Regions from separate parts of the Homo sapiens genome. Here regions 1, 2, 4 and 5 are each linked to region 3. Evidence: chromatin loops called from intact Hi-C (ENCODE). Cell type or tissue: heart right ventricle. All regions are shown on one strand.

Region 1 (5,000 bases), 130 kb before region 3:
TAGTCTACACTGTTTGCTTCAGGGATGTGTCCACAATTAAAGCCAGAACAATCTGAAAAAAAAAGTCAGAAAAAACTGACTTTCCTTACCTGTGAATTTGGAGCTATGATGGTACAAAGTCTGAAACTGTGGCAGCGGTGCTGTTGTAAGAAGAAAATCTGCTGAGAATGAACCTGACATTTGAGGGTATAAATCCAAGCTGATGAGGAGCCTGGGTTCTTTGACGTCATTTGAGCCCCTGTATCAAACTGTGCCTGAAGCCAGCACTAACCTCAGACTTTTGAATTAAACAAGCCAATAACTTTCCTTCTTCCTTAAGCTAATTAGAGCCTCCTTGAGCCAAGGAGTGCATAGAAAGGCCTTATTGATTCAGAGGCTCCCTGAGGGTGGACGCTGATGGAGGGAAATTCTTGGCAGCAGCTCTCTTGGAAGGGCCTCCTGGCCTGGGGGGTGCTTCTTAGGAGCGGGGAAGCTTAGTTTAAGGAGGTCTGAGTCCATGTCAGTGTCATTCTTCATCCCAGTAGGACACAGTTCTGATGGTTGGGCCCCAACATAGGGCTTACTTTGTCTCTAAAAATGAGTCCCATTTTGGATAAAAACAGTGGTCAATTTTGTTTGGCTTGGGGGAGGGTAATGTGGGCTAACTGGATGTCTCGTGGTGAGTTATCTGCTCATCTTTCAGGAAACACCATCACCAGGGACAACACTTGCTTTCATAAAATTGTCTCTGACACCATCTTAATTCCACAAATCACTCTCAACCGGAGCTGCAAGGAGTTATTTTTAAACGAAATCTACTTGGCAGGCCATGGGGCCAGGCTTTCAGACTACAGCTCATCAATGGCCCTAGGTTGGAGAAGCCCAGGCCTCCCCTCCTGCATGGATCTTGCATGGCTTCTGGAGCCAGTGAGGGACCACCCACCCTTGCCAGGACCCACGCTGAAAAGCCAGGCTTCTACAATGACCCTCATGATCTTCCTCTTCCCAGGCATTGCCTAGACTTCACCAGTCCCTGTCCCCTGCTAGTCTCCTTCCCCTTCCACTAGCCACCACAAGGCAGCCACTGGGGAAGGAGAGGCTCCAGCACTCTGGAGCCAAATAGATGCACTCAAACCATCCAAGAACACAAAAGCTCCAACCTCCAGCCAGTCTCTGCTTTTCCTTTCTTCCCAACTCTTCCTCTTTTCCCTCTCTTTTCATTCATCTGATTTCCTTTCTCATTTAAAGACAAACACATTGTCTTACACCAAATTTAATTATGCATTGCTCACAGAAAACTGGGGTGGGGGCTCCTGGAGGGCTGCCTCTACCTAATACTAAACCCCTTAGGGGTGAGCGGTGGTGTGGGAACTGATTTGCAGGGCAGCCCTGTGAAGGCAATAGGATACCCCCCTCCCCCGCCACTCTATAGACAGGAAGCTGAGGCTCAGAGAAGGTGGGATGTTGGCCCGGGCCACCCAACTCATGACAGAGCTGGCCTCTTTGACTCTGAAGTCAGTGTTCCCAGCATTCTCTCTCCCATGTCAGCCTGCATTTCCCTAGGAATCATGTGTCCAGAGAAAACAGATATTTAGGGGCATGGGGCAGAGTGGGTGGGATGAAAGTTGTTGCTGGGAGGTTCACTTAGGTGTCTCTGTGCACCTGACAACTACGAGGGAACTTTGCTGGGGAGGAGTGAGACTACTTCCTCTAGTCTTCCATTCACCTGCCTTTTCTTAACAAACAACAAACAAATAAATAAGAAGCCTTACTGCCTATATCTCTGACCCCAGGCCATGGCTGGAGAAGAACACAAGTGAAATAGAGTCTATGCGGCTCTGAAAGCCTCTGGCTGCCTTCCTAGAGTTGAGTCATGTCTCTGCTTCAGGAAGATGCCATTAATTTGGTGTAAGAAATGAACAAATATGAGTACAGTGTGGCTCAGAGCTCCCAAAACGAACTGAGAACTTTCTGGGTTGTATCCACAAGTGTGGGCTGAAAGCAAAGATTACAGAAGGTGTTGATGGGCCTGGAGCTGGAAAACATTCCACTGGAGCAATTAAGAGGCAGTTTAGCGCCTCACTGGGCTATACTTCTTTGAAAATGCCTTTAGGCGGATTAGGAAGATTTTTCCTTCAAATAATGCTCTTTTCAAATTATAGTAAGTTTCTATGGCTGAGACTACAGTTGGACTCGGTCCTGGGGCTGTTACCCCAGGGTTGTGGATAGAGGTAAATGACAGGAAAGAAATAAAATCAATAGTCCTGTCCTGCAGGATGTGACATGGTGTCATGAAGATGGCAAGATCTGAGGGTCTGGAGTGAAAACAGCACCTCCCAGAGAGGACTCGAATCCTAGTCTGCACTAGAGTGGTGGTGGGAGGAGTCCAGGAAGTGCCTGCTTCCCCTACAGCCTGCTTCTCAGGGGTGGTCTAGGAGAGTCTTTCTACCTGATGTTTCTGGGTCTTGTGCGTAAGAGGCAAAGAGAAACCCTGAGGAAGCCACGGCTGATCAAACCACGGACTTTATCCTGAGCCAGAGACAATCAGCATCCGGGTGACGGGATTTTTGGATGGTGAGTCACCATCCAAATCAACCAGTGAGAGCCCTTCTCTTGCCCAATGTGCCCCAGGAGCACACAGAGAGAGGGCATTCACCCCATCTCAGGCCGTCTTTGGGGAGACCCCAACCTACAGTTCTAATTTCCATGGTTGCTGCATGTCACCTGCGCTGACTTGAGGGACTGTGGGGCTAAAGTGGTATCTTGGTTCCCCCGTTAGGTTTGCTTTCAATAAAGCCCCATGCTGGAATGGAGCGGCATGACTCCTCCTGGCAGCCTTAGAAGGAGGACACGCCCACCCTCCATCTGGGCTTCCAGGAAGAGCCCACCTGAGGTGCTGTTGGGCTGAGCAGATTAATCACTGTACAAACTGCCTCCAGCCTGATGCTCACCGACCAGCCCCCAGCCGCCGCCTCAAGATCCAGCCTCCTGAACAGTTGCTGCAGAACAGGGGGCGGGGCTGGACGCTGGAGCTGGAGAGAGCGTCTAGGGCCAGCGCTGGGCTCCAGCAGCGGCCTCTCATCCCCATCCCAGGGCTCTGAGGTCGGGTGTGCGTGCTGCCTTCCTCCTCACTCGGCAAGCAGAGCTGGCCGCCTTCCAAGAGTCTCAGTCCTGGAATCCAGGCTATTCTCCTATCCTTCCTCTCCTGCACTCCAGAGTGCCTTGATCAAAGCCATTCGAGAAGTTAACGGGTTTCATGGAAGCACAGTCGTGCGGAAAGGCTGGGAGACGTGGTTAGCTTATCTGTCAGCAATTTAAACCTAGATGGTTTCCAGAAATGACTGAGCTGAAGAATTGACCCCGAATTTTCGGCCTTCTGCCAGTAGGAGGAGGGGTGGAGCGTTATCCTCCAGGAGAATTAGCCCCATTGTTCCAGGGCAATCCTCCCAGCTCCAAAGATCCCACAAGGGGCTGTGCCCATCAGTGAAGCATAAGACACACTCGGAGGTTTGCCCAGACCCTGTGTCTGCCCCAGGAGCTTATCACCCTCCCCCTACACACAGGTAAGGGGTAGCATGTGCTGTCTGGTTGAACTTGAGGTCTAGTGAAGGATGCTGGTAAAAAGGCCTGGGAATCCTTATGTGGTGAAGAGCACTGGAAGCCAGACAGAGCTGTGTTCAAGTCTTGGCACCTGCTGACCTTGGGCAAGTTACTTAACCATGCTGAGCTCGACTTCCTTGTTTGTCCAGCTGGAGAAATATCATCTATCTTTAGGACTTTTGTTGTGGGGAATAAGTAACTGAGCTAGTCTATGTGAAATACTTAGCATCATGCCTGCCACAAATTAGAGCTCAAAAAATGTAGCTGGCCAGGTACGGTGGCTCGCGCCCATAATCTCAGCACTTTGGGAGGCCGAGGCTGGTGGATCACTTGAGCCAGGAATTTGAGACCAGCCTTGGCAATATAGTGAGACTCTGTCTCTACAAAACAAAAAACCTTAAAAGAAATTCACTAGGCATGGTAGCAAGCACCTGTAGTCCCAGCTGCTCAGGAGGCTGAGACAAGAGGATTGCTAGAGTCCAGAATGTCGAGGCTGCAGTAAGACACGATCCTGCCACTGCACTCCAGCCTTGGTGACAGAAGGATACCCTTTTTCTAAGAAAACAATGTAGCTAGTATTATTAGGTTGGTGCAAAAGTAATGGCGAAAACCGTGATTACTTTTGCACCAACCTTATAATTAGTTTTTAAAAGAACTCTGAATTTTAGAAGAAGGCTTAAAATGCCCAGAAATTTTATTAAGTCTATTAGGTGTCTCTGTGCACCTGACAACTCACTGTAACACAGTGAGATCTTTTAGGAAGGTAGGACCTTCTTGCACCTGGAGGGCACCAAATCCATTCTTCTTGCCATGTCTAACAAGAATATCTGCTGGAATCCTACTCTGCTCCGTATATTAAGGATCCTCAGAGTTAGAAGAAATCTTAAATTTTCTCTTCCTTATCCTCCCAAATGGTAACTATTTCTACAACATCTTCTCTAGTGCCTTATCTGGTATATATTTAAACCTCTCTATGATGTGACATCCATCCATCCACTGAATAGTTGTTGGTTACTGGGTATGCCCACAATATGATTTGATGCTAAAGACATACAAGTGAGACCAGGACACACAGGTTTCATCTTTGCAAGCTTCTCAGGGACAGGCAAATCCTGAATAAGTGGCAGTACAGATATTTCATTACCATTGTCATTAATGTGATTGCAAGCCCCATGTCAGCTGGGTATCCTCACAAGCTAGGTAAACTTAGCTCACACCAACAAACCCCTTTCTGCTCTTCCTGGGATGCCGGGAGGTGGGAGGAAGTGGGGTGTGTGTTGTCTTAGGTTCCCATCATCAGCTTGGAAGCCAATTCCTGCTTCCTCAGTTTCTGGACCATCTAACTTTTTTTTTTTTTTTTTTTTTTTTTTTTTTTTTTTTTTTTTTTGAGATGGAGTCTCGCTCTGTCACCAGGCTGGAGT
Region 2 (5,000 bases), 180 kb before region 3:
AGCAGCCCCCCACCTTCTCACTGCCTGGAACATCGCCCTTCCAGATCTCCAGATGGCTGAGTTCTTCCTAGCACTTGGGCTTCAACTCAAGTATCTCCAGCTCAGAGAGGCCTTTGGTGTATCAATTTTAAATATTCCCTCATGACATCCCAGTCAATCTCTAGTTCATTTTCCTGTTTATTATTATCTGCAATTATTTGATTTGATTATAGGTTATCTGTCCCCTGCCACCTCCTGTGTACACTGTCCCTCCAGCATTTAGAACAGGTCTAGAACAGTCGACATCCAATATATACTCGCTGAATGAATAAATGAATGAACACTTTTTGGAAGTTGTTTGCGGTAGAAAGATGAGAAGAGAAGCAAAAACCCAGTGCCCGAAGGAACCATTGTCTAATGAGAGTTTTCACCTACTTAGCACTATCTGTATGTCAGTTCTCCACATGAGAAGTCCCACTGAATCTTCAATAATCCTAAGAGGTATGCATTGTTATGATTTCTATTTTACATACGAGAAAGTGAGGCACATGGAAGTTTAATATTTGGCTCAAACTCACATAGCTAGTGAATGGTGGGGACGGGGCCCAGGCCTCGCCATCACTGGGCTCCCAGGGAACATTCTGTGGCCCCACTCACACACTTCCTTTGAGTCTGGAGGAGTCAGGGTTGCCATAATGTGACCCTCAGGGGATGCTGGATTCTGGCCCAGGGACAAAGAAGCAAGTCTTGACTTCTGCATCTTGTGATTCCTTAAGACTGAGAAGCTCTGCAGGGACCACTCTGCTTTTCCCAGCAGGGGACTGAAGCAGCCTGAGCTTGGTCCAGTGGAGAAGCTGCTAGACTGCTATTATTTCCCTTTCCTACACATATGAGGCAGCCACAGTGATTTGGGGACAGCAGGAGAGTTATGTGACAATGATTCTTGAAGTTAAGGAATGTATGAAATGACTTCTGCTGGGCCTTGCCAGCCTGCTGAATGTTGATGCTCCGGAAGCAGAGAGATAATCAGTAGAGTGACCACCTGTTCTTGGGCCATCTTAGTTCTGGCTGCTGCTGGGGGCTGGTGCCCATGACCTTGGGTGGGGTCCCTAGGGTGCATTCAGGAAATAGCGTGTTAAGTAATGGAAGCCTCCGTCAAGGGGCCATGATAGATCTGTTTTTGGCTGCTCCCTGATGGGGTGTGATTGATTCCCCCTGGATCCTGGATCCCTTTTCTTACTTATTGAGTGTGGTGATGGATTTTTGACAAGATTGATTTTGACCTGAATACTGCTGAGCTAAATGAATCAACATTGTCAATTTCTCCTCCTGGTCTCAAAGGATAGTTAGGTGGATAAGGACATTTTTCTTTCAATTGAAATACTTTTAGCTTCTCTGGCTGCCCAGCCAAAGGCATCCCTCTGCCAGGGCCCACTGGGTGCCCTCACACTGGCTCCTTCTTGTAGCCATGAATGCAGGGGTCTGCTTCCTCCTTCCTTCCAGAGAGGTCCATTCCCCTGTCAGACCAGTCTCCGTGCCTGCAGGGCTCTGCTTCTCTCAGACATTTATGACAGAAATATGAGCAGTAAATTGGGCTTGACTGAGTGAAGTGGAGAGAGAGATTTTTCTCTCATCTCTCTCAGAGCTGTGATTCGTTAATCGGCACATTACTTACTTTCCCCCAAACCTCGGATTCGTATCCAATCTTGAAGGCACTGCTGATGTATGGCCACTAGCTTCTTGGAATGGGATTTTCACATTAATCTTTGCTCCCTCAGAGTCTAAACAGTTTACACAAATGGTTCTAAGACACCTCAGTTTTCCTGCCTCTCTCTGCTTTCTCCAGATTTACACAGCTAGATCCACCGCTGGGCTCACCTGCGCTTTCTGGCTTCCTGGGTCCTGCCTGGGAGAGGAGGGGGTGCAGACAGTGGAGGAAGTTGGACAGGAGAGGGAGCTACCATTGCTCCTGGCCTCATCTGTACCCGAAGAATGGTTACCCTGAGGGGTGGGCATTGTTCTCCTCCTTATATTATTCATACTGTTTATGAGACTGCATAAACTAAACAATATTATCTAATAACTAACACAAGATGACTACCCATTGCTGCTAAAGGCTGTCTGCAGTGCTCCTCATTCGTTGCATCTGATCCTTAGAACAACTCTGCAAAGTACAGATGTTTTAGCGATGTTTTCAGATGGCCAGCCGGGGCTCACAAGTGTCAACAGCCTGCTCAAGAGTGCCCAACTAACCTAGTGCTCTTTCTATCATGCCCAACTGCTCTGCCACCCAGTGGAGGTTTGAGCTAAATCACACGCAGTTCGGACAGTTCAGGCATGATGATAGCCAGGTTCCCCAGTCAGGTGGCCGAGCCCCACCAGACCCTGAGCCAACCGAGGATGCAGCTTTCCTAGGGAGGAGCCTGAGGCACCTATCGGGGGATCCCTGGTCCCTGGCCTTACCCTGGAGCATCACCCACCAAGTGCTTCTCCAGGACCTGGCTCTGGGTAAGTATGGCTGGCTGAACTCTTGGACCTCTTGGCCCTAGGAACACAGCACTGCTTCCTGGGCTGGGTGCCAGCTCCCAGCTCTCAGATTGTGTCCCTGATCTCTCATTCCTCATTCTCTCCCTTCATTCTCAATTCACTTTCTACACCCATTATTCTTTAACAATTATTTTGACAATGACTAGCTTCTAAGGAAGCTCCCTAACTCATCATCAGAGAGACTTCAGCAGCCAATGATGGAACCCGGCCTTCCTCCAGGTCAGGAGGAACCTCAGCAGCCAATGATGGAACCCGGCCTTCCTCCAGGTCAGGAGGAACCCAGCCCCGGGTCCCCACTGAGATAATGAGCCATGAGTCCTGGATCCATGATTCCTGAGTCCAAGTCTGCAGCCTTTTTCATGACACCACATTTCCACCTCCAGCCATTCTCTTCCCACACAAACAACCCATTGACATTTTTATAACTTTATTAGACTTAGCTCACATTGTTCTCAAACTGGGGACATGTAATTTGGTTTGAGGAGGTGGGGTTTCCTGAGTACTGTCGATGCAGGCTTAGCCTGAAGATTATTACTGGGTAGAATATTCTAGAGAGGAAAGGGCCCCTGCTCCACTGCTGGGCCTGTAATGAAATGAATAGTCCTGCTGTTTTTTGGACAGGCACCTCTGAGCTAATAGCAAGTCACAGCAGTGCAGGTCCCAGGAGAGTGGCACTCCAGCCTGAGGAAGGAGTGACCCCTTCAAGCTGGGAGTCTCTGGATCCAGAGGTCAGCCTCCTCTTCCTGCCCCATGACCATCAAACACTGTGGGCACTGCTGAGAGACAGAGGGACTCAGAAGGGTGCTCAGAGGCCGTGAGGGGAAGGAATGGCAAGGTGGAATGTCTGCAGCTGAGGCCTATAAATCTGCAGGCCTTTCCCAGGGACTAAGCCTCAAGCAGAGGAGCCTGTGGGACGTTGGGGGAAGCCAAGGGGCAGCTCTCTCCTGTCATTGGGCAGAAGCTGGGACCGGGAGAGGGCGGAGCTGTGGGGGCAGTCAAGGCCCCCGAGTGGGTGAGTGGGTGCTTCCGCCAGAATGGAAGGGTGGGGGTCTCTGGTTTCTGTCAGACTCTGGGGGCTCGGCCTTTCCGATGCTCTCGCAAATCTGATTTATTTTCCTCCTAGTAATTCATCTCATCCTGACAGCTTCGGTGAAGGATTAGCTGCCAAGAGAAGGCTCTCTGTTGCCTTACCACACCAGGGAAAGCCAACTCAACAGGGAACGCCTCTTCTTGAGCGCTAACAAATTCTCAAGAAAAAAATGCAGACAGGCAGACTCAAAAGGGCCAGGTCCCTCAGAGAGCTCTCTCTTCTAATACAAATTCCAGGTTCAGGCCCAGGAGCTGAAGGTTCTGCCCCGGGCCGGTCCCTGCTCAGGCAATGTCTTCTCCCTGGTCTCCCTTCCACCGCCCCGCCCCGCGCCATCTTCACTCTGAGTGATCTGATTTGTGCTGTGAGTAGTGCAGATACCTCCTGAGATCAGCGTGGACGATTCTGGACTCCTTCCATTGGGGTCATTTTACTGACTGGTTATTCATCTGGGTCCAGAGGGAGGGGGTTGTGGGGGGTGATGTCTGGCTGTTGCTTAACTCCTTTATTGCTGGTTTGTCCTCTGCCTAGTTAATGTAGGAGCTTCCAGTGCTGCTCAGAGGCAGCTGTTCCCCAGAGAAGGGTGCAGCCACCTCCCCGCCCCAACTCCCCGCAGTGAATCTGGTGGTTATGTGTCTGGTCTCACTAGCTGGCACCTGCAGAGTGGGTGGGCCCCTGCTCTGTTGTTTCAGTCTACAAATCTAGTCTAAAATGTCTGAGGACTGATCTTCACTGTCTTGAACTCATCTGCTATGGAATAGGCAGGTTATAAAAAAGACAAATCATTTGCAGAGAAAGATCTCCCTATGCTAGGAGAAGTAGACAGAGATAAATGGAAGGAACTGCTCTCCAAGATTCTTAGTCACTTCCTTTTCTTTACAGGGGCAAGCTAGCCTGCTTTCCACCAGAGCATCTCCCTCCAAAGATGCAAGTGTGTGGAAATGAGACTGCAGGGAGAACTTCCAGGCAACAAAGGATGTGAGACTATAGAAGAGGCACTATAGCTGGGCTCATGGAGGAGGGATGCCGCTCTGGACTTTGCCCAGGGGATGCTGGATCTCTGATATGAAGGAAGAAGAGGGGGAGGAAGGGTCCCCAAGCCTCTGACCTTGATCTGAGCATCACAGAAGCCTCCTCCCCTGAGGATCCTGCAGTAGCCAAGCCACCAGCTTTCACAGATGATGGCTCACACTGAAATAACTTGTTCCTAGGGTAGTTGGTGATCAATGACTCAAATTAAACCTTAGAAAAGTTTTTTTTCTTCCTGACACTTTATAGGTTTCTCTACTTATCTCCTCCCTGGATGGCTGTATAAGCCAGATGACGGCTACCTGAACACTCTAGAAAAAGTGAATTCACAGAGGCTTTCACAGGGGTGAGTAAACCC
Region 3 (5,000 bases):
AAAACCATACTTTGCATATAGTATGTGCTCAAGAAAGGTTAACTATGTTTACAATGGAAAGACCGCTAGAGTAGGAAACAGAAGACTAGGTTTTAATGCTGATGCTGCCAGTGACCAGGTGAAGACCTCTTTGAGCCTCAGCTTCCTCATTTGTGTAAAGAAGACATGGGACTAGATAATATCAACCTTCTCTCCCAGCCCCAGTATTCTAAGACCTTGACTTGGTGTTCCTGGTCTACTTTGTTCCAAATTATCCTGGGCACTCTAGTGTCTAAATTTTCACCATTAGGAATATAAGCTTTTAAGGTGCACAAATTCATTACCCCTGTACTCCCTTCTACAGAGAAAATAGGTCCTGGGGGTGATTGATGGGTATGACATCAGTAATACATGGGAGTGGATTAATTCTTCCAAAAAGAAATGGTCCCTGGGTAACATAAGGGCACTTGTTATGGAGAACAGGGACAGGGGGAGGGTAAAGCATCCAGAAAGAAGGGAAGTGGGGGAATCATGCATCTAAAGTCCTAGCACACAATTTTGTCTAGGATAGGCCTTGCCCTAAGTGACTTTTACAAGAAAATATGGAGATAAAAGCAACTGCAGCATGAAAGATCTAGGTTAGATACAAGTAAAAATTCAATTAATAGAATGTGAAGGCAACCAAAACTATGACTGTGATGCTGAGGAAGGTCAGGGCAATGGGCTAGATGAGTTCTGGAGGTTCTACTGACCCCTCCAGGGCCTGCAGAGGGTTCTTCTGGGTCTTGTGGGCCCCCCTGGGTGTGGACATCTGCCGGTCCTGGCAGAGCCTGTCCTTCCTGTGCATCTCAGGAGTTCTGTGGCTTCTGGAGCAAAAGCTTAATTGGCCTTCCACAGAAAGCTCAGGAAAGGGATATGTTACATCGTGACTCAGTGATACACTCCCTGCTGGGCACTGCAAATTGAGCTCAGAGAATGTTTGAAATGATCTTCAGTCATCAGGCAGAAATTGGAGTGACTCAGATGACAGAATTCGTGTTATGCAAGCTGGACGCTGAGTACTCGGCAACTGGTCCAGAGAGAGAGAGAGAGAGGAGAGGGGAGGTAGGCAGGAGGGAAACAGAGAAGGATGTGGGAATTCCAGTGGCTTATCACCTGCACCCTACAACCCCAGCCCAAGAAAAGAGACCAGTGGTAGATATGAAGCCTGGAGCCACCCTTTGCAGCAAGAAGAGAGTCAAGGGAAGTGAGATCCTCTGGTGTATTCTTGGTTTCTCATAGCTGAAAAGAAATTCAGTATAGCAAAGTGGTTTTCCCACACTCACTAGCTGCCCTCACACAGTGGGGCCTGTCTGACTGGTGAGGATCTGTCCCACACCAAGGCGCCTCAAAAAGGGCAATGGCAGAGAAGGATTCATATAATCATTCATTCATTTAGTCATTCATTTGCTCCATATTTATTGAGATTCTACTAAATACCAGAGGTTGTGCTAGGTGCTAGGACACACTAAGAAATGAGACACTGTCCCTGCAGAGAATCTGAATAAGAGAACCAATAGGCACAATGCTGTAGTGCCAAGTGGCATGACAGAAGGAGGCAGCGGGTGTTGGGGAAGCACAGAAGTGGAGCCCCTAAGTCAGACTCTGGGCTTGGGTGAGACCGTGCTGGTCAGAATCTTCAAGGAGAGCAGGAGTAACTAGGTGGGCAAGGAGGTTGTGAGAGGGCCTTTGGGGCACAGGAAACACAAATGAAAAGGGTAGAGATGTGGAAGCTCACGATGTGTATGGAGAACAGGACACACGAGGTGCAGGTGGGGTGGTGGGCAGTGGAAGCCAGGAAGTCTTAAAGGGCTCTGTGTGCCATGTGAGGGGAGGAGAGGGCTTGGGAAGGAGAGGGATGAACAGCGCTGCTCTTTAGAGGGAAGGCTCTGCTGCACCAAGGAGGATAGATGGGAGAGGGCAGTCTGGGCGCCCAGATTCCCCAGGGTCTGCAAGGGAGGAGCTGAGCCCGGAAGGCAGCAACAGAAAGACTGGAATGGAGTTGCGAGATCTGTGGGAGAGGAAAAGACCTGGGACTCACAGTACGTGCAGATTGAGGGCCAGAAACTTGGAGAATGAAGGAGTAGCAAGGAGCAAGGGATGGAAGCAGAGGCAAGTTGGTGAGGGGAAAGCAACAAAGGAGATGTCTTTCTCCTATTCTAGAAAAAGTGTTCATCAATTCTCTGTACCATTGAACCTTCGCGGTGACCTCCCTTTCAGTACAGGCCTCTCCTCTACAGCACCCCTCCTGGTGCTATCTGTCCATTCAGTCATTCAACACCTAATTATTGTGCACTCACCACGTGCCTGCTGCAGTGTCAGGCCCTGGGGAAACAAAATCAAAAGCCAGTAAAGAAGAATGAAGAAGGACTGGAGAAAAATAAAAGGATGAAGGAATTTGCAACTCAAGGCCAAGAAATGAAGGCTTAAGGGACAAAGTTTATGGAATGCCTTCTCATTTAATCACCCTGATCCCTCCAACAGCTGGGACTGTTATAATTGTTATCCCATCTTAAGGAAGAGGAGGCAGAGGCCCAGTCGGATTCAGTCTACTTAGTTAGTAGCACGGCAGGACTCAGAGCCAAGTTGGTGGAGCTCCAAGGCCCTGGTGCTCTCACTTAGTCCATGACACAATGATGAAGTGCTAGCAGACTGCTGACCCCTAGTGAGGTCAAAGCAAAAACACAAAAACAATAAAACAGACTGAAGTTTCATGGTGGAAATTCCAGCTGCACACAGGAAGGATTTCCCATCAAGGAAGAGCAAAACTTTGCTGGTCCCTTGAGGAGACCATCCACATCTGTGTGATGGGTGAAGCCTTGCCCAGAAGCAGGGGTATGAAAATATAGAATCTATGATTTCCAGAGGTCCTCAACGGCAGGAATAAGGTTTCCTAAGCCCTTCTTATTTTCAGAAACCCTATCTGTTTGGGGCTGGAATAAAATCCACTTGAGGTCGGAATGTTACTTCTATGGAGCGCTTCTGAACTTTGATCAGCTGTTCCTCGTGTTTTTGATGAATAACAATTTTAAAACAAGTGCAGCTAGTAGACCAGATCTTTGAAACTCAAGGTCTAATTTGTGGGGGGTCAGGAAAGAATGCAGCATATCTTTGGTGGTGATAAACTGGGACACTAGAGATTTTCCCAAAGACAGTAGAAGGTCTGAAGCAAAACCACAAGTTCTTAGAGGATTAGGGCCTGTGCATAGAGAGTTATTTGTGAAGAGCTGGTTTTATTAATAGTTTTCCAAATACCTTTATTTTTTCTCTCTCTCATTATAATAATGAAATGTTCACTTTGGATTTAAAAAAGTGAACATTTGAAAGAAAAAGCCTGATAAATTCATATCATAAAAGTGATTGTGTCACGCAGCTGTAATCACAGGGCAAACTCTCTTCTTACCTCTCACTCTTTGGTTTCCTTGAGGAATGTGTGTGTGTATCTGTGTATGTGTGTGAGTATGTCTGTGTGTGTCTTTGTTTATGGGTGTGTATCTGCATTGCACTCTTGATCCTTTGAGAAGCGACCTTGAGACTGAGTTTAGCACCTTTTTAGGGGGTGCCTTTGGGGCCAATGCCTGTGGAAGAGAAAGGACAAAAGTAGAATGTACAGAGGGAGAACTTGAGCTAACATGTAGTCCCAAGGAAGGCCTCAGCCAACTCCATGGGAACTCTGGAGCTAGGATGACCTTGATGTCCCGAGCTGGGCAAGGAGACCAGGCCCTCATTACCTCCATAACCAGCCACTGAATGCCAGCTTCCCTGGAAGAGATGTGACCTGGGCAAGGCAGTCTCCTTTCCCTCAGCTGAGGACTGACTTCTGGCACTACCAGCAGCAGGGAAAGTAAGTCCCTCATTACTAATGGCATATGTGGGTAGTGCATCCTAGTGTCCACTACAAAGACTGTGTGTTTGGGTGTGTCTTGAGTGTGTTGATGTATGTCTGCATGTCTGTTGGTGTGTGCATGTATCTGTGTGTGTGCCCCTATATATCTTGTCTGTGGAGTGTTGCCCTCTCTTGGATCAGGGACCATGGCAGCACTGCAGGAGCCCAGGAGGTGAGCATTGGTATCTGCCACCTGATCATCCACCTTGCTTCAGTGGCCCCTTCACTTCCTTCCTATCTCTTGTCAATTTGGGCCTGGAGAAAGGTATAGAATGTGGGATGTGAAGTGGAAGATGTCATGGCCCCTCCTGAGAATTGATTTCGGTCCTTACTCTGGGGTGAGAGAGGAGATACCTACTAAGGCTTCCTTACACAGATTTTTTTTTCTTGGTGTTTTTTTAAATTATTATTATTATACTTTAAGTTTTAGGGTACATGTGCACAATATGCAGGTGATTTTTAAAAGGCACTCCTTGCTGGCAGGCTTCATGAAAATGCGCAGTTGGGAAAACTGACTACAAATAGATTTAGCCCCCACTGGATATCTCTGCTGGGCCCCCTCAAGGGTTGTCATGTCTGGACTGTTTCCTGAGCCAGAAAGGTCTGAATAGGGCTTTGGGGGCCATGTCACCCTGAGCAAGTCTCCATCTCCAGGACCCGACCCTGCTGTTCACTCTATTGTTAGAAGTCAGGACAGCAGTATCTGCCATGAGGCCTGTCTCCTGGGTCAGAGTCCTGTCCAAAGGACCCTGGAAGTCTTAACTCCCCAAATTCAGGACAGGAGAGGAGAGGACCTGGGGACAGCCTTGAAGACAGTTTGATGTAGTTAGGAAATGGAACCTCTCCTGGCAGCCAGTACCCCCAAATTCTTCCTTATCAAAGGACATATGTCCAGTGCAGTGTTTGTACACAGTACATCCAATGAACAAATGGACTTTGGAGGAGAGATCAGCAGAGATGAGTGTCCATGACCCAACTCTAATGAGAAAACCAGGTTACTGCCTGCCCTGGAGCTTCTGGCATTAGGTCCAGGCTGGTTCTAGCAGTGGTTCATTCTTCCTTTGTAACTTGATGCTTCACCAAATGCTTTCTCAAA
Region 4 (5,000 bases), 310 kb before region 3:
GGGCGGCCGGACCAGGAGCACTCCCGGTGACCACCTAGTCTCCATTTTATTTCCTCGGAAACTGCCGGGCAGGCGGGGGACCGGCCGCAGGGCGGGGTTTCTCTTGGCGGTGAGTGAGCGAGACCGTTAGGCTGAAGCACCGGGAGACTGTCCTGGCAGCTCCTGGCCGCCACCCGCGCCGCAATAAAAGCCTCTCGCGGCTTCCCGCCCAGCCAGCTTCGCACTGATTGGTCGCCGTGGGAGGGACCCGAGTTGGCTGGAGGCGGCGGCCGAGCGCTGCTCTTGTGCCGCCCGCGGAGGGGGCGCACTGGGTGCTCCCTGGCCCGCCCCGTGCGCTCCCCAACCGGGGGTCGGCCGTCCAGGGCAGGTACAACGGTACCTGGAGCTGCGACCGCGACACACAGCCCCTCCGCCCGGCTTTCCTCGATCGCTTCCCAGCACACGCCCCCCGCCCAGAATGTCCGCCCAACCCACCCAGCTCTCTGCGGCCCCTGCTTTTCTTCCTTCCCTCCCGTCCATCAGAGCCAAAGCGCAAATCCTTGGGTGGAGGTGGGGGGATGACAGCTGGAGGGGAGGGTGGGCACGCACAGAAGAATTTTCCAGGGAGGCCGGGATGGAAATAGCCAAAATGAAATGCACCTCCCTGCACACTGCCGAGGTTCTCTGGGCGGCGGCGCAACCCCCGCCACCCGCGGCAGCATCACTACTGTCTTCCTCCCAGCTCCCTATTGTTCACACTTTGCCAGGATCGGGAACCTCGCCCAAAGAAAGGAGACAGGGCGAGGTGTTTCGGGCGGCTACCTGCCATTCTTCTCCCGCCCCGTGCAACACTGGGCACGCGGCGCGTGTAAAGACACACGCGCGCACACGCGCGCGCACACACCAGGCAGCCCCAATCACGCCCTCCTCGCCCTCCGCCCCTCCGCACTTCCTCCTGTCAAAACGCGGCGCTCGACCCTCCCATCCTTCAGTGCTCGCGGCCGAGGGTAGGCTTTGCAACTAACCAGCAATTTGGCAAATGAAAAACTAACGTCATGTCGACTGGGGTGCAACAACGGTCACACCAACAACAACGGCCGTGCGATTCTGCCCATTTTGCCCCATTTTGCAAACCGTTATTCTTCTGGGGCGGGGGAAGCAAAGCAGCGATCCTGACTTTATTAGACCCAGGAATATAACGATCTGGGGCGGCTGCCCTAGCCTTATTGTTCACTCTTCCCGGAGCCGGGGCTGACAAGCCACTTCCCCCTCGGAATCCGAGCCCGTGCGGCGGCACCACCCGAGCCGCGACCTCCCCCGCCCCGCCGCCCGCCTTTGGGGAAGGAGCGCTGCCCATCACCAGCGCGGCCGCTGAGTCCCCAGGAGCCGGCCGGCTCTGCTCCCACCGCCGCGGGCGCACAAAGTGGGAAGGGCGGACGCGCCGGAGGGGCGCCGGGCGCTGGCGGCTCGGGGAGGCAGCCCCGTGCAGCGCAGCCCTGGAGGGAGCGGGGTTCGGCTGGGCAGCAAGGGCGACGCGCTCCTTTCACAGCTAAACGAAAATGACCAGCCTTAGCAGTCCACGTAAAACCACCCAAAATAATAGCGTTCCTCCTAGGAGTAGGAGGAAGGGGTAATTAGCAAACCAGATTGAGAATTAAAAAAAAAAAAAATGTACCTGCAGTTCCCAGGAAAAACAAAGTCCAGATGAGATCCTTAGTTTGCAGCATTGTAATCTGCTGGCTGGGAGGGATGTTCTTGCCGCGGTAAATTCTGTGCCCCCCCCCCTGCAGCGAGTGTGGACGGCGGCTGAGCGACAGACCTAGGGGCAGACAATTGCCAGGCTGAGTATGATTATTTTTGCAGAATTGTTTCCTGCCAGCGGCAGCCGAGCTGCGTTCACGCGCTGATCGGAGAATGAGTGACAGTCCCAGCCTCAGCACACTCGCAACTCGGAGATCCTTGCGCTGGCCCGGGTTCGTTTTGATGGAACTGGGATGGGAGCGAGGAGCGGGGGGCGGGGGTGAGAACCTCACTGTGTCCTTCCACCACGCCGGCCACAAATAGTGCCGAACATCAAGGAGGTAAGAGAGACAGGGGAGGCAGATGCGGAAGCCTGCAAAACGCGGCCTGGAGCTTTTGGGGGAGCCGGGCTCTTTCACACGCAGTCTCCCTGGGAGAGCTGGGATTTCTTTTCACACTTCTACCCTACGCCTTCGCAGGCGCTCCTGCTACCCAGCCTTCCTTAATCAGCAGTTTGCATATTTTGATAACTAGTAAATAATAAAAGCAAAATTTTAGATTTGGTTAGGTAAAGTTGTCAAATCCCTCCATTTCGATTCTAAGATCCTTGCAACACAAGGATAGCCCAGGACTTTAAGTGCGGGAAATTAGAACTTTGGAGAGGGATGGGGGTTGCCGTTGCTGGGTGTTGTTTGGATATTGTTTGTTTGTTTGTTTTATCCTAACTGTGAAGTTTGCTCTCCCACAGAGAGACATACAACACCCTTCAGCAGATCCCCTGGGAAGGAGGTGGGAAGAGACTTAAGTTAGAAGAAAACTCCGATGTTTGGAAGAGATTTCCAGAAATAACCCGAAGAAAATGTTTTCCTGTTTATAAATTCTGAAATCTGTGGTCTCTTTATTAAAATAGCCAGGCTTTTATATAGGTATTATGATATAGAAGCGTCATTAAATAATATTTTCTTACATGGGGACGTGACCTTAATTCTTAAAGATATTAATGTATAATATTACTGAGGTACCAACACAATAGGCTTTAATTAAAATTCCACCCGTGTTTTCAAAAGTAGGGGGTGGAGAAAGCGGGGTGAAAAGAATCATGTCTCAGCACCTGAAGGCTTGGGTATGTAAGGAACTAATGTGAGAAAGGTGTTCTAGATGTCAGGTTAACCCATTAGCCTAGAACACTGAAACCCTCTAACAGAGGAAGTCTGCATAAGTTCAAAGGCATTAAAGCACTAATGTTACCGGGTACTCCGTTTTTCTTCAAAGGTCGGCCTCCCCACTCCTGTAGCAGGTTTTTTGTTTTGTTTTGTTTTGTTTTGTTTCTGTTTTGTTTTTTTGAGATGGAGCCTCGCTCTGTCGCCCAGGCTGCAGTGCAGTGGCGCCATCTCTGCTCACTGCAACCTCTGCTCCCGGTTCAAGCGATTCTGCTGCCTCAGCCTCCTGAGTAGCTGGGATTACAGGCGCGCGCCACCACGCCCAGCTAATTTTTGTATTTTTAGTAGAGACGGTGTTTCACCATGTTGGTCAGGCCGGTCTCGAACTCCTGACCTCGTGATCTGCCCACCTCAGCCTCCCAAAGTGCTAGGATTACAGCCGTGAGCTACCGCACCCAGCCGCTGTAGCAGTTTTTAAAAGTCCATCCTCTACTGTCAGGACATCCATCCTTATTGGACAGGCCCCATCTCTTCCCCACTTTCCTCCTCTATAATAGACCAAGTGGGCCACACCAGTACAGTGTAATTAGCTTGGACCCCTGAAAAGTATTTCTTCCCCCAAGTAAATCTTCCACAACGTTTACTTTGGGCTATTTCTCTCATTCCAAGTATAAACAATTCAAAAGTACAGAAAAGTAGAAAGAACTAAAAATAACCCCAAATCCCACAGATTCCAGAGATACTCATAGATTTTGTCTTCTGTATGTGCATATGATTTTTATAATTGACATATTATAGTAGCAATTTGAATCCTGCTGATTTTGCCTAACATCAGTATAAGCATTTATTCCTCTGGATCATTAAAAAGCTTTTCTAGATATTTTTATAGCTATGTAATATTTCTTCATATGGATGATTTTGCAATGGTTTCCCCATTTTTGCATATTTATATTGTTTGTGGAGTTTGATAATATAAATAAGGCTTTTTTGAACATCTTTCAACAAATATTTGCGGAGCAACCACTGGGTTTAGCCCTGTGCTAGATGCAGTGAATTATATACGTCTTTTTTTAATGGTTGCTGTATTTAAGTGTCTTTGATTTCAGACTTCTGCTTCTAACATCTAAAATCACCACATTAAATATTACAGATTTATGTAAATGAATGTTATCAGACTCTTTCCTTAAAAAAGAGGTTTTGATGGTGAGGAAAGATAGAGAGAACAGGCAGGGGGTAGAGTGGGGAGAGTGAAGGTTGGGGCCCCCAAAATAAAAATTTTTCCAATTTTGCCCCTAAGAGTGAGAGACACATTCTTCCCTGCAAACCTCCCTCCTTATAGTCCTGTCAGTAGAATTAAAAGACTCCTCACTATTTTTCTCCCCAAATGTCCCTATTTTTAGCTTTTCAATGTAGGCAAGTGTGGAAATCCAATCTCACTTGAGTATGACTGAATTTCTTTTTTTTCCCTCTCTCTCTCCAGCCCCTCCCTACCCCGTGTGGTTGTTGATCTCTGTTGTAATGATTCATTCTAGAATGCTGCCCCAGTCATTCCAGTCCACACTCCCAGTATCACTCCCAAATTCTTTTAACAGGATATGTCACTTGTCTCCAATTCTGTATATCTCCGCTAGTCGGTGCCTACATCTGTGAGCTCTGTTGCGTTTCAATCCCTTCCTGATCCTCATTTTAAAATGGACAAAACTGTGGCCCTCACTGGACCTCTCTCCCCAGAGAGAGGCCCAGGCTGTCAGGCACACATTAATGAGCATCTACAAAGTGAACATCCATGGGATTGAGGCAGAGGAAGGAGACTCCAGACTGTGCTTTAGAGAGAAAGTTCTTTAGAGAGGAAGCAGAGAATGGTCCAAGAAGACAGCCATGGCAAGGAGACAAGCTAGGAGGCCATGATAGCTCTGGATAGGGTGACAGGGACTAATTAAGAAAGCGACAGTGGGAAAGGAGGCAAAAAGGAGCCCAGATTTGCAATTCCAAGATAAGATAAGAACAGGTGGACCTGGGTATGTTGTGAAGATGGAAGTATGAGGCAGAGGAAGAAATCCAAGTTCCTTTCATTCATTCAACAAATATTTATGGATTCTCAACTAAGTGCCTGGCACTGCT
Region 5 (5,000 bases), 96 kb before region 3:
TCAATAGTACTCCCTTTCATTTTCCTAAGTATCCTGGTTTCACTCTTTCATAATACTCTGCACTTCTCCATATCATAGCACTCACTGATCTGTGTAATAAATGATTTATCTGTATCCTTCATTAGACTGAAAGGCCTCTGAGTACAAGCGTCTCGTCTGTCTTATTCACTGTTGGATTTTCAGTACCTAGTACTGAGCTGGGCACACTGCTGGCACCCCAAAATGTTCATTAGGTAGACAAATAAATGCCTATGATCCAACTCAGGTTCCCGGGGTGGCCTGGCAGGAAATGCTTCATGGGCTATTCTGAGCAAGGTAGCAATCACACGGAGAATACGGGAATCAATTAATCAAAAGCTTTTCCCGATCCCACCCTTAGGTAGACTGATTTATACATGTTGGTAGAGTCCAGCCCCCTCTGTCATCTGAGTGTCATCTGAGTGTCATCTGTACAGGCAGCCCAGGTCACTCTTTTTCTGTATAGTCGTTGTATAAAAAGCCAGCATGGGCTGTTGTCCACATGAATTACTCCCTGGAAATAATGCTGTCCTGAAAGACCAGCAGCCTGAGAGTAACAGAGAAGAGGGGCAGCAGCAGGGGCACTGATGGCCAGGTTCAGCTTGGCCACTCACTGACGTTGGGATCTTGGTCAAAGCACTTCACCTCTCAGCCTTACAAGAGAAAGGTCCCTTCCAGCTGTCATCCTCTGTAATTCAGTGACTATCCTAGGGTTCACTAACATAGCAGTCAAGGGCTGCGAGCCAGGATTATAATCATCTCAATGGAGAACTAGAGATTGCCTTTGGGGTACTCTACATTCAGTTTCGGTAGGGCTTGTTGCTCAGCAAAGCCTGTCCCAGGGTTCCTCTTCCACCCCTGAGAGCCCTGCTAATCAACCCAGAGGTACTGGCTGCCCTGCCAGGCAAAGATGAGAAGCATTTAGGAGTATACGATCCCAGGTAACCAGCCAGGTATTTAACCAGGATAATCTAGAGCAGGGTCACTGGGTAAACATTCTGGACTGTGATTGAGAAAGAATGCAAAGGATCAATCAGAGCTGTGAGAAAAAACCTTCAACAGGGAAATGGCAGCATGGGATCAGAAGACAGAAATACTCAATACGGTGTGGGAAGCAGTGGGCAAAGCTGGAGAGGCAGAGACAGCAGCGTGGATACTGCTGTCAATCAGGGAAATACTTGAGTGGTGCCGTTTTTATGGAGCTGTGGGTGTGTGAAAGGCCCAACTGCTGAGAAGGCCTGGAATGCTAGTGACTACCAAGGATTCATACAAAATCATGATTGGGGTTATCTGAAATTTAACAGAGGATTCCTGAAGATGCAAACCTTCATCCAGAAAGCAAATTCTCACATGACGGAATTTCAGATGGTATGGCAAGCCTAGAGGAGGAGCTATTTGGAGCCACTAAGATTGGGTCATAAAGCTCCTGCACAACCTGCCTTCCTCTAAAGCCAGAGTCAGTAAGATAAGCCAGGATCTAGGGGAATTGTTGAATAAGATCGGTGAAAGGTCCTGCAGGTTTTTAAGCCTCCAGTGTTACCTGAAAGCTGAGGATGACAAGTTGGCCAGTCAGGAGTGGAGACAAAATCATAAGTCTGTGCTTCTAAAACTGTCCCTTTTGGAAGAGTGAGCATGTGCTCCTGGGTTTTGGGAACATAAAGCAGTTCCCTAAGAAATCACAGGTTCTGCTGGGACCTGTCCCACATCTAGGAGTTGATCAGCTGCTACTCAGATACTGTGAAACTGAGGGCCCTCAACTGGGGGCTGCCGCCAAGGGAGGGACCACGGACTCTCAGATAGTGACATCTTATGTCCCCAGAGAGCAAAAGATTCCCTGGGAACTTAAGAGGAGTCAGGGAAGCCGGGATGGCTCAGAAAGCAGCCTGCTCCCTCCCTGCCACCTCTGAATCCTGGGGTTTTAGAATCTCCCTGACAGTTTGGCAACACTTGAGGTAATAGCAGCAGAGCTAATTTGCTAATCTGCCAGAACTGCATCCAACATCCTTTTGTGCACTGACACTAGAGTAATGGGAAGGCACTAGCTCGGCCACTGTTTGCCTGCTGAAACTAAGCTATGGCATTCTCTGCATAATTCATTTGTGCATGAAATGGAAGCCTAATAGCATAAGTAAAACACTAAGCAGAAATAGGTGGTAAATGTCTTTTTTAAGTCTTAAAGATAGACTCTACTTCACTTATAAAGCCCAATTTGGTAATACTTAATGGCATGAAACACTTTTCTCTGGAGCCATACCTACTGACTGCTTTTTGATCCCCCTACCTTCCCAGGCCCCTGCCTGCTGAGATAGTCAGTCCATCATCCCCTTGACTCTCTCTGCCTCCCCAGCCATGCCCTTGCAGATGGCACTGAGCCCAGCATCCTGTCCTCACAGGGCCTCTTACCCTCCCGCAGGGCCCACTGTAGCAGCAAAGGCTGGAGGCATCCAGGTTCCAGGCCAGGCCAGGCCTGGAAGGTCCGAGCTTGCTGGTAACTGAGCTCAGGGAACGGAGGCCCTGTGGTGAGCTCAGAGGGGCAGCAGTAGCCAGGGCCAGGGGGTCGTGAGTGGGAGGAGTTGGCCTCTGTTCTTCCAGAATTGGGAGGGCTCTGCTAAAACAGCTGCTTCTCAGTAGAGGAGCCTCAGGCCAAGTGAGTCTGCTCAGAGCCCGCTCAGAGCCCGCTCAGTGCCCGCTCAGTGTTCAGATGGGTCAGGAGCCTAGCACAATGGGCTTTGAGCTTTGTGGGTCTCTTTCCGGTTATCCCTTGCTGCAGAAGAAATTATCCTAAAACATAGTGACTTAAAACAACAGTTTTATTTAGCTCACAATTGTATGGTTTAGGAATTTGGGAAGAAATTGGCTGGGCCATTCATCTCTGAATCTCACAGTGTCATGTGGGGCAGGATCCACTTACAAGATGGTTCCTCACACCTGCTTCCGGTGCCTCCTGGGTCCTCTGCTCCTCTCTGTCTCTGCACTTCTACAGGGACCTCTCCAGCGGCTTCAGCTTCTCACAGCATGGCCCTCAAGGCTGGTGCCCATGAGGAAATGTTCAAAAGCAAGCAGACGAAGAGGCACGTGGGGAAGCTGCGACTTCTGTGACCGAGCCTCCAAATCCCCAAAGTCACACAGCTGCATTCTGGACTTACCAAGCATGTTGGTAAGTCCAGCCATGTCTAAGGGGAGAGGAGGCGTCAATCTCATCTCTGGATGTGCACACAGGGAAGGAAGCATTGATGGATGCCACCTTGGAGGCACAGTACCACAGTCTCCCAGTTACTCAGGTAGGACTCAGGCTCTGAATCCCACTCACCAGTTCTCACTCATGATAACCAACACACCTCCACACTTGCAAAGATGCATGCCTACGCTCCCAAGTACACATCTTTCCGATAGGTCAATCGCATTGGCAGTGGGTGCATACTTTATAGGTTTAATGGGTGTCTACAGACTCAAATTATCTTCAGATATAGAAAAATATATTTTGGAATATACTTGAGTACTTTTGTATTAGCTCAATGGACCATGACTAATGCATTATCCTGGTTCTATGGCTCACATTCTGAAAACCAAGACTAGCCTATTCAGTTACGTGGCTTCAGTTCCTCAAAGGCAATGCCCCACCTTGAGTTCAGGAATCTTCAGGTCTCTGGCAAGTCCCAAGGCAATAGTTTCTGCTGCAAGTGACAGGATGGGAATGAGGAGGAAGTTTTGAGTCCTGAAGCAGAGGATTGCAGAGAGAACATCCAACCAGTTAATGACTCCGGTGGCAGCTTGCTTCCACCTCCACCTCCCTTTTCTAGTTGTCCTTTTCTTGTTCATGGAGAAATATCATAAAACAAACCAAAATGTGAACAAATCAGACACTAAGTTAACTAGCTGAAGGCTTTCATCAGGTCTACCCATGAGGGATAGCCCTCCTGCCAACGTAACTTTTCAATCTTTTTATGCTGAAAGAGTGCCTTTGTTTTGACCTTGACTTAGTTATTAAGCAACCTTATGTTAAGGTTGGCTTTGCAAGGCGTTATGCCCAATTACCCTTAATTCATTCATTTTCCCCCTTTTTCCTTAACTGCTGTGGTGGGGAAAGGCAAATCCAGCGCAGTGAAATATTTGTTTGAGTTATTATTTCTTTGATGTTTGATTCCACTGGTAAATCATAAGCTGCATGAAGGCAGAAGCTGTGTCTGTCTTGTTCATTGTTACAAAGCAGTGTGTATCAAGTGCAGAATCTGGCACATATAGACACCCGTCAAATTGTTCTCCAATGCATGGATGAATGAATTTATTCAACAATGTACATTAAGCAAGTACCATATGCCAGACACTGTGATGGGTTCCAGGGTTATAACAATGAATAAGTTGTGGTCTCTGTCCTCCTGGAGCTCAGACCACATCTGTGTGAGTCTACTTATATTTCTTAAGTATTTCTTCCTTAGCCCCTGGATCACTGCTCTGCTCATAAACTATCCAACCATATGGGGGCCATCCTTGCTGCACAACAGCCCAGATGGTGGCTTCACCAGGCAGGATTATTTAGGGGTGATCTTCTCCCAACCACCTCCCTTCCCAGCTCTCACTTAATTACCCAACATGCCTCATAAATAAGGGAAGGGGGTGGGATTGCCTTCGCCTCGTGAGCATCAATGTTTTCTAAATGATATTGTTCCTGCAGCTTCCGAGAGCCTCATAAACACGCCTGGCCCTGGATTTATTATGCGGTGATAATCCCTCCTAGCCAGCTGGAAAGATTCATAGCTCTGACCCCTTCCCTTGCTCCCTCCTCTCCCTGGCCTCATGCAGGGGAACTGGGGGCCAAGGGTGAAAGGTCACAGAGCCTAGGGGGCTGTGACATGGGCCAGGAGGCAGGCTGGCAGACGTCCAACCAACTTTGAGAAATGCTGCCTTTCCCCGAGACATCTGCTCCCAAAGTGTTTCTAGCCAGCCTGCCCCCTGCAACCACCCGAGGAGTTCCCTGGCAGAAA

The links. Hi-C counts contacts between places; a loop is a spot of excess contacts. Peaks named below come from ENCODE experiments on the same cell type or tissue, not always from the same donor. Only the 100,000 strongest peaks of a DNase experiment are listed, where the experiment ranks them.
Region 1: a loop joins it to region 3, with 3 times the contacts of the local background. A loop is called at or near these places in 21 of 110 quality-filtered maps.
Region 2: it touches region 3 in a loop (3.0-fold over the local background); 6 of 110 quality-filtered maps call a loop at or near these places.
Region 4: a loop joins it to region 3, with 5 times the contacts of the local background. A loop is called at or near these places in 14 of 110 quality-filtered maps.
Region 5: a loop joins it to region 3, with 2.3 times the contacts of the local background. A loop is called at or near these places in 8 of 110 quality-filtered maps.

What each region holds. Positions count from the first base shown.
Region 1 is chr11:112,782,812-112,787,811 of GRCh38, reverse strand. No RefSeq gene overlaps it. Among named protein-coding and RNA genes, the nearest start is that of NCAM1, 180 kb to the left of the region's middle. In heart right ventricle, no CTCF peak of the experiment used is centred here; DNase peaks (open chromatin) are centred at 1,441, 1,881, 2,391 and 3,051; H3K4me3 peaks cover 1,023 bases; H3K27ac peaks cover 3,616 bases.
Region 2 is chr11:112,834,888-112,839,887 of GRCh38, reverse strand. It overlaps LOC105369498 (a long non-coding RNA gene), which reads left to right and starts at 4,451. Exons shown (of 4, transcript XR_948020.3): 1 at 4,451-4,988. In heart right ventricle, a CTCF peak has its summit at 2,287 (motif pointing left); a DNase peak (open chromatin) is centred at 2,308; H3K27ac peaks cover 439 bases.
Region 3 is chr11:112,653,220-112,658,219 of GRCh38, reverse strand. No RefSeq gene overlaps it. Among named protein-coding and RNA genes, the nearest start is that of LINC02764, 100 kb to the right of the region's middle. In heart right ventricle, a CTCF peak has its summit at 2,671; a DNase peak (open chromatin) is centred at 2,609; H3K27ac peaks cover 1,711 bases.
Region 4 is chr11:112,958,319-112,963,318 of GRCh38, reverse strand. NCAM1 (neural cell adhesion molecule 1) reads right to left here and starts at 1,899. Exons shown (of 20, transcript NM_181351.5): 1 at 1,655-1,899. The coding sequence starts at 1,706. NCAM1-AS2 (NCAM1 antisense RNA 2) reads left to right here. Exons shown (of 3, transcript NR_120563.1): 1 at 1-109; 2 at 1,843-1,952; 3 at 2,468-4,040. RefSeq lists an enhancer at 1,179-1,956. In heart right ventricle, a CTCF peak has its summit at 4,498; DNase peaks (open chromatin) are centred at 188, 1,043, 1,226 and 2,018; H3K4me3 peaks cover 2,379 bases; H3K27ac peaks cover 2,786 bases; H3K27me3 peaks cover 1,650 bases.
Region 5 is chr11:112,748,977-112,753,976 of GRCh38, reverse strand. No RefSeq gene overlaps it. Among named protein-coding and RNA genes, the nearest start is that of LINC02764, 200 kb to the right of the region's middle. In heart right ventricle, no CTCF peak of the experiment used is centred here; a DNase peak (open chromatin) is centred at 2,388; H3K27ac peaks cover 548 bases.